Regions from separate parts of the Homo sapiens genome. Here region 1 is linked to region 2. The links are chromatin contacts, found by Hi-C or POLR2A ChIA-PET in ENCODE. All regions are on one chromosome and are shown on one strand. The core of a region is the stretch at or near the end of the contact, and the rest is flanking DNA. Distances in the headings are between cores, read along the strand shown.

Region 1 (3,903 bases), core at 569-3,068, 33 kb before region 2:
ATCACATTGGACAGAGCAGACATGGGACAGCCCCATCATCACAGAACATCCCACTGAGCAGCACTGCTATCCTGAAAGCAAACACACTGCTATCCCCCCAACCCAACACACTGCGCATCCCGGTGGTCTTAAGCAAGGGTCCAGGAGGTTTTAGGGTCAAAACCACAGTGTTTGGTGGCAGCATGGGGGCACAAATTAGAGAAAGAAAGAAAAAACACTTCTAGACTGGCTTGAAACGTTTCCTTCTGTTTTCTGATCCAAGGTGTCTGTGGTTAGGCCCGGGATCTCCATCTTCACCTAAACCTCACGTGCTTCACACAGAAGTGGTCTGGGAACCACACCTGAGAAACATCAAACTAGAATATCATGAAAACAAGTATGTTCTTGAATATTAGAGCTGTGATTAGATTTACAGTAGCCCTTTTTGCTTCAAACTATGTTCCCATAAATATAGAATCCCTTTAGTTTTATATGTTGTAAACATAAATTTTACCAGTTAAACTAGTCTACAGAAAGTTGGATATACAAAATGAGATCACACTACACTGTGCTTAATTTTTAAAATTTACTTTTTTCAATTAACACATAATGAATTATATGTCAATAAATATATTTGTAACATTTTAAGTTGGATATACACATATATATGTAATTAAGTCTTGAACACAGGCAGCTTAGTTGAACACAACTTGGTTCACAAGCTCCAATAAAGAGTTTAACTTGTGCCCATTCAAGGTGACACAGACGTGCAGTTTTGAATTGCCTTGTTTAAGTTCCCAGCCTCCTTGCCTTCGCCCTTCGGGGGACAGTCTGATTTCCTGAGCCAGGCGTCTTGGCCACCCTCGGGCCTTTGCCCAGATCCTCCGCACTGAGGTTTAGCTCATGCTCCCTGTGCTAGGGCAGCAAGCCTCAGTGGGTACAGCGTCTACTGTTGATTGACCTCTGCCCGCTCGGGTCCGCTGGCCAACAGCGCATGCGCTGCCTCTTCGGCCTCCTCCGGCTGGTCCGCAGACTTCTCTACCTCCAGAGCCCTGGGCTACCGGTACTGAGCGTGCAGAACTCCTGCCATTGTGGAGGCTCCCTGCGGGCCCCCTGCTCTATTCTATGCCACACTGGGCTTGGGCTTGGGCTTCCCTATAAGGCTTGCTGCCACCTCTCGAGGGATGAGGGGTTGCAACCGGATGCTTCTGTCTCCAGGGTTTGGGGCCCTTCGGGAGCTAATGTGTTTTAAGCACTTACTACGGCTGGCATTTTTCTTTCCTTTTTTTTTTTTTTTTTTTTTTTTTAATCCCGAGACAGAGTCTCTCTTTATTGCCCAGACTGGAGTGCGATGGCGCAATCTCGGCTCACTGCAACCTCCGCCTCCCGGGTTCAAGCGATTCTCCTGCCTCAGCCTCCCTAGTTTCTGGGACTTCAGGCGCACGCCACCACGCCCAGCTAATTTTTGTATTTTTAGTAGAGAGGGGGGGGTTTCACCATGTTGGCCAGGATGGTCTCGATCTCCTGACCTCGTGATCCGCCCACCTCGGCCTCCCAAAGTGCTGGGATTACAGGCGTGAGCCACGGCGCCTGGCCAATTTTTTCTAAGTGTTGTACATTGTTTCACTCATTTAATCCTTTGAAGAGGCCTGTGAGATAAGTGCTAGTATTATCCCCACTTAGGTGACAAACGGGCTCAGGTGGGAGAAGTGACTTGCCTGTCATAGCTCTTGAATGTTGCCTAGTGTGTTTGCCATGCGTAGTAAGTCCTCAGTGGAGAGTGGTGGTGGGGCCAGCGGGGATTTGACTGCCGCATTCTTAGCCTTAAACAAATAAGCCCTTCTGTCAAGGAGCTTGATTGCTTTTGGCTGTCTACCAGGTAGAAATGCCACCATATTACTCAAGGGGCTTCCAGCAGTCATCCATCGGGGGCCAGGCGGATTGGCTTGTTGTGTAACACAACTCTAGAGATCATGTCAAAATGATCAGATTTGTCAAGGCTTATGTATAAGCCCAACAAAAACTGGAAATTGTCACTTACTAGGATCAGAATTTAAAATAATACATCTCTGTCCAAAAATAGATTCTGAATCAATGAATCTTTCCATTAGTAGGCTTCTAATGCAAAGTACTAGAACAATTTTTACATGCAAATTAACTCCTTGAATTACCAGTTTGGTATAGAAGTAACTTCTAAAGTGAATGTAGCACTTTCTGTTTCAGGTAAGTACATAAATGTTAACCATCCAGTTTCACAGCTGGATAAAAAAAAAAATACAACATGTAAGAAAAACATGAGTGGGAGAACCAACTAACTCTGATACATGTATACTTGTTTTATACACATGCCTTTTAATGCTCATAGCACTTGAGAGCTAAGGAGTTCTCAGATCATCTAGTCAAGCTCCTGTAATTTGCTGTTGAGGAAGCTGGGACAAAAAGAGGTGAGTAGCTGCCCAGAGGTCACTCAGGTAGTGCCACGGAGCTGGCGGTCAACCTAGGTAAACACCATCATTGAGCGGAATGCACAAAAAAACTTCAGACAGCTCCCCTGCCGGGCCTTCGCTTGTTCAGCCTAAATAGCTCCTTCTGTGGCTCCTCCCACCGCCTCTTCATACTCCTTAAAATGAAATAAATGTTCATAACTAAACATAATAGTCCACATGTGGTCTGTCCCATAAAATATTTTAATTGAAGTACAACATACATACAAAAAATGCACATGTGTGTGCACATTGGTGAATCTTCACAAACCTAACATAACCAGCTTTGAGATCAAGAAACAGAACATTACCAGCACCCCAGAATGTATGTGAACACATGTTTATACATATAAATAAATATACATCACAGATTTCATATAAACACAGCAGACTACAGTAGCTCTCGAAGGCAGCTTCATCACACTATTGACCCAAGTCAACTAAAAATCTCTAACTTCCGTCTTCCCTAGCAGCTGTGTCTGTTTAATAAAGCTTTACCATTTAATCTTTTTGCCTCCACCAAGTGTCATTTAATTAATATTGGTCCATTCTTATAGCTGTTTTCTTTTGTATTATAAAATCTGATTTTCATCCATTATATTATCACCCCATTTATTTTGTGTCAGCCTATAAGTGATTTCTGTTAAGATTAATCCAATAAGAAAAATCACCTTATCTCAGGCTTACTCCAGCCTTTACACCTCCAATTTTTTTCCAGAAACACTCCTATCATTATAACAATTAATATTATATTTCTGTTTGTGATTTTAAAAATTATCATCTATGAACACTTGTATTTTAAGAGCCTTAGAAGTAAAATCTTGACTTTGTAATCCTTTTATTACAAGAACATTTTCATTAAAATAATCTTCATTCTTCTGTTCCTATGCAACTTGACCCTTCTTCTTTCCCTTTCTGTATCTGTTAGGTTTCTTCTTGCTCTCCCTTCAGGGCAGCGTTAACCAATACTCTGATTTTGGTAATGTGTGTGGGTAGGAGCACAGCTCTGGCCCTCTGAGTGAGATGCTAGCTTGACCACTGAGCAGCCTGGTTTTGTGCTCCACATCCTTGGGAGACCAATAATACTGAAATTACATGCTGGCACATTCCTTCCAAAAATTACTTGAGCAATCGAAATGCCTTAGATAAGAGGGGAAAAAACTATTTTGTCAAATTCTTCCCTTCGGATAGTATAAATGCACTGGATTCTTACATAGTGACGTGCCTTTTTCCAGTAGTCTAGATTGTTTTTTTCTTTGCTTTGTTTCAATTCAGGAGGTTCGCATGAATTAGCATGGCCTATGTGACAGTTGCACGTGGTAACTTAAGATATGCAGGTCTAGCCACAACAGGTAAAGCATGATGCCAGTTCTTTACACTGGTAACCAGATGGACATCGAATGCTAGAATTGCAAATAATTTTTATATTTAAAATTGCAAT
Region 2 (3,822 bases), core at 1,059-3,558:
CCAGTCCCACTCATGAGGGCTTTGCCCTCCTGACCTAACCATCTCCCCAAAGGCCCCACATCATCTTACCAGTTAGCATTTCAACATATGAATTTTGGGGGGATATAAACATTCAGACCATGTAACCTAATTACATATTTGGAGTTTGGCTTTTTTTCTTTTTTTCTTTCTTTCTTTTTTTTTTTTTTTAGACAGAGTCTCCCTCTGTCGCCCAGGCTAGAGTGTTGTGGCGCGATCTTGGCTCACTGCAACCTCCGAGTCCCTGGTTCAAGTGATTCTCCTGCCTCAGCCTCCCGAGTAGCTGGGATTACAGGCACGTGCCACCACGCCCAGCTAATTTTTGTATTTTTAGTAGAGACGGGGTTTCACCATGTTAGGCAGGGTGGTCTCGATCTCCTGACCTCATGATCCACCCGCCTCGGCCTCCCAAACTGTTGGGATTATAGGCGTGAGCCACCGTGCCCGGCCGGAGTTTGGCTATTTTTATTCCCTCCAGGAGTAGATAAAGATATATGTAAAAAAAAAAGTTTCTAATTTCAGCCAAGTCATCTGTTAGAGCCATACTTTAATTCCCCTGAGTTTCTTCTTATAATCTGGAAGAATTTTTCTTTCAGTTAGCCCCTTATCATCCAGATCATGGACTTTACATACTTTGGCCAATGTCCCTGAATTATCTCACGCTTTTATTATCTTGAAAACTTCTTTGACAATCAATTATTGCCAGACCCAAAACACCTCATGGGGTTGTGGTTTTTTTTTTTTTGAAAGCAACAATTATTTCCACAACTGCTTTGAAAACAGCATGAGACCAAGTTTCTAAGGGTACGGACAGCTTCTTATGTGAATATCAAAGCAAGCCTGGGGATGTTAATTAATTTCAAGAATATATCTTTAAACATTACCTATATTATTAAACAAGGATTAGAGGAGAGAAATCAGTGGGATTCAGGTCAATGTATTGAGCTTCTCTAGCATCAACTCAAACAGAAGATCATACTCCAAAAAACTGTCCTTAAACTTCCGGTCTCATAAATAATCCGCCACTTACTGTGGAGACTATATTTGGTGGTGCTTGCCTTTCCCTGCTTCAATATATTATGTTGTGAACATTGTTGATAATAATGTCTTTAACTGTAGAGCCTGCCACATTCATGACATTCCAAAAATATTCTGAGGATTTCTGGGCCGGAAGATGAGGCCATCTCACATTTAAAATAGGACTTTGCAAGTTATTTCTACTTTTGTGTTCAGAACTATCCAGGCAAAGACCCTGGATAACAGCTGAAATGCTGGTTTTTGTTTTTGTTTTTTTATTTTACGAGTGGACACAATTCTCACCTGAGTCCTGTTAGTCTTGTTAAAATCAGTCAGATGGAGAGAGGGGCTTGGGGGAAGTGGGGGCTCGCTATAATTTTAATTTTGTGGTCTGTCTGGGACACACCTCAAAATTACAAACCCTGGCCCCCTACCTGTTGGGATGTCGCCTCTGAGTCTGAAAACTTTCTGCTCCTCTTTGGTTTGTTTGCAAACGTCGAACTGCCAAGAGTTCTGAGCTCCTTGGGTTGGGGAAAGGCACCTGGGCCACCGGGTACTTCATGCACCCACCTGGCCCCGAGGGGCGGCGGGAGCTGACTTTCCTTGAGCACCAGATGCCCCGAACCGGTCCAGCCTTCCAGGTCGCCCTCCAGCCTCCGGGCTGCCCTGCGCCCCCGGCTATCTGCAGCTCACCGCGCCAGGCCCCGGGCCCAGCGTCCTGGACGGGCCCAGAGAAAGCAGAGAAGGTGTGGCTCGTCCCAGAAAGGGACAGAAGGAAAGGAGTAAAAACAGAAGCCAGGCAGCCAGCGGCTTGGCCTGAAATGCTGGGGCTTTCTTAGGCTCACTGGAGGTTGAAAAAAGTTTCCTTTGTCAAGCAGTGGCCACGTGGCGCTATGGCGGTCACTACCGGGAATTAACCACGGCCACCCTCTCAGAGCGCCGGGCGCGGACTCAGGGACACGCCGGCTACCACCTGAGCCGGGTAAGGGGAGCCCGAAACCTGCGGGCACCGCGGTAATCCACTATGGAGGCGTAAAGGGGGACTCGTGGGGTCCGCGAGGGGGTGGCGGGGGGGGGCCCGGAGGGAGGAGCTCCCGGGGAGGGGGCCACGGAGGGCCGGGGTCCCGGGGCTTGGGGAGCTGGGTTGGCTTGGAGACCCGGGTACGCGGCGGTGCAGGGCGGGGTTCCCGGAGGGGGCGGGGCTCCGGGTGGCGCGGGGCGGGGCGAGGGCGGGCACAGCGAGGGGCGGGGCGCGGGCCGGGAGCGGCGGGCAGGCCGGGCATGGCGTCCATGGCGGCGGCGATCGCGGCTTCGCGCTCGGCGGTCATGAGCGGGAACCGGCCTCTGGACGACCGGGAGCGAAAGCGCTTCACTTACTTCTCGTCGCTGAGCCCCATGGCCAGGAAGATCATGCAGGACAAGGAGAAGATCCGCGAGAAGTACGGGCCCGAGTGGGCGCGGCTGCCGCCCGCGCAGCAGGACGAGATCATCGACCGGTGCCTGGTGGGGCCGCGCGCCCCGGCGCCCCGAGACCCCGGGGACTCGGAGGAGCTCACGCGCTTCCCCGGCTTGCGCGGGCCCACGGGCCAGAAGGTGGTGCGCTTCGGGGACGAGGTAGGTGCGGGCCTGGCCGCGGACCCTCTTCCCCTCCCGGCGCCCCGAGGCGCCCCGGCCCGGTGGGCACCTGCCGGCGTGAGGCCGCCCCAGCTGGTAGGGGCTGGAAAAGAAAAGGCAGGAATGGCAGTGGGTGGGAGGGGAGCCCCAGAGCCGAAGTTCGGGGGGTGGGGGCTCCGCTGGGGGAGTTGGTTAAGAGATCGCCGAGAGGTGGGTCGTTAAAGAACCTCCATCTAGACCTGATCCGCCGGCTCGCACGGACTCCAGAGACTTCTCCCGGAGCTGTCGTAAGCGAGGCTGACCAAAGTGGAAACAACAAGCAATTTTAAACCAGACAAGCCTGGGTTTTAATCCAGCTCTGCTACTTACTACCTGTATGGCGGTGGGTCAATTAACTTCTTAGAGCCTCAGTTTCCACTGTGTAAAACGGGGGTAATAACGCCACCCCGTGCCTGCCCGTGAAGGGACTGAGCAAATGATATATACTAACATGAATACTTGTGATGAGATGTATGGGGAAAGTAAAATTGCCAAGCCAGGTAACAAGGAAGAAAAGGTGTCTTCCAAGATAAGGAGGGAAACCCATCCATCACCCTAAGATGTTTTCCAAGTGAGCACAATGCCCAGCGTATGTTTTAAGGGTGAGCATGGTGGCCCTGTTTTCCACCAAAAAACTAAGGGACGATAAGTTTAAATGAGCTCCAGTAAGTCTTGGCCACATAACAGGGCATGTTTAGGTCTCAGATCTAGACACTGTCCAGACTGCTAGAGGGACAGTCATTTGTGAAGGTAGAAACGCTGAATCTGTTCCAGAAAAAGCTCAGGGATGACCCACACTTAGTCACAAACGCCTGAATCTTCTGTAGGGTTCAGAAACTTGGTCTTCTTTTTCTTAGAAATGTGTTTAACCGAAGCCTGTTTGGTGCCATTAGAATTTGCACTGTGACTCTTTGGCGTTTCAAACTCAACTTTTGCCGTGAGGAGCAAAGTCAAGCTGAGCAAAGAGTGTAGGAATGAAATCGCTCGCTGTTAAGGCTGTTTCTTGGGCTAGAGGAAGGAGAAGCTGGGAGAGATTTTTTCCGAGGAAGTTGTGGATTGTGGATGGAATTCAAGTTAAGGAGGTTTAGATCAGATTTTCAGGCTTGGGTGTGCTGAGACATTTATTAATACGAA

What was found. Hi-C counts contacts between places; a loop is a spot of excess contacts on that map. ChIA-PET counts read pairs that join two places held with the same protein, here RNA polymerase II (POLR2A). Pooled maps may share reads with other maps.
Region 1: a loop to region 2 is called in a map of IMR-90, with 4 times the contacts of the local background. The contact joins the enhancer-like site here to the promoter of C1orf198 in region 2. A Hi-C loop is called at or near these places in 27 of 168 maps with a recorded cell type or tissue (Caco-2, Calu3, IMR-90 and 18 more), 2 of 37 single-sample maps with no recorded cell type and 22 of 50 pooled maps. POLR2A ChIA-PET finds 5 or more read pairs at or near these places in 12 of 52 experiments (A549, AG04449, AG04450 and 8 more).

What each region holds. Positions count from the first base shown.
Region 1 is chr1:230,899,771-230,903,673 of GRCh38, reverse strand. No RefSeq gene overlaps it. Among named protein-coding and RNA genes, the nearest start is that of C1orf198, 33 kb to the right of the region's middle. RefSeq lists an enhancer at 1,000-1,501. Within about 2 kb of position 1,818, at least 5 of the 41 ENCODE cell types and tissues checked have a DNase peak (open chromatin) inside an H3K27ac peak, as active enhancers do; they include ascending aorta, where a contact is called at or near this core.
Region 2 is chr1:230,867,007-230,870,828 of GRCh38, reverse strand. C1orf198 (chromosome 1 open reading frame 198) reads left to right here and starts at 2,308. Exons shown (of 4, transcript NM_032800.3): 1 at 2,308-2,649. The coding sequence starts at 2,317. RefSeq lists an enhancer at 1,745-2,336 and a silencer at 2,160-2,379.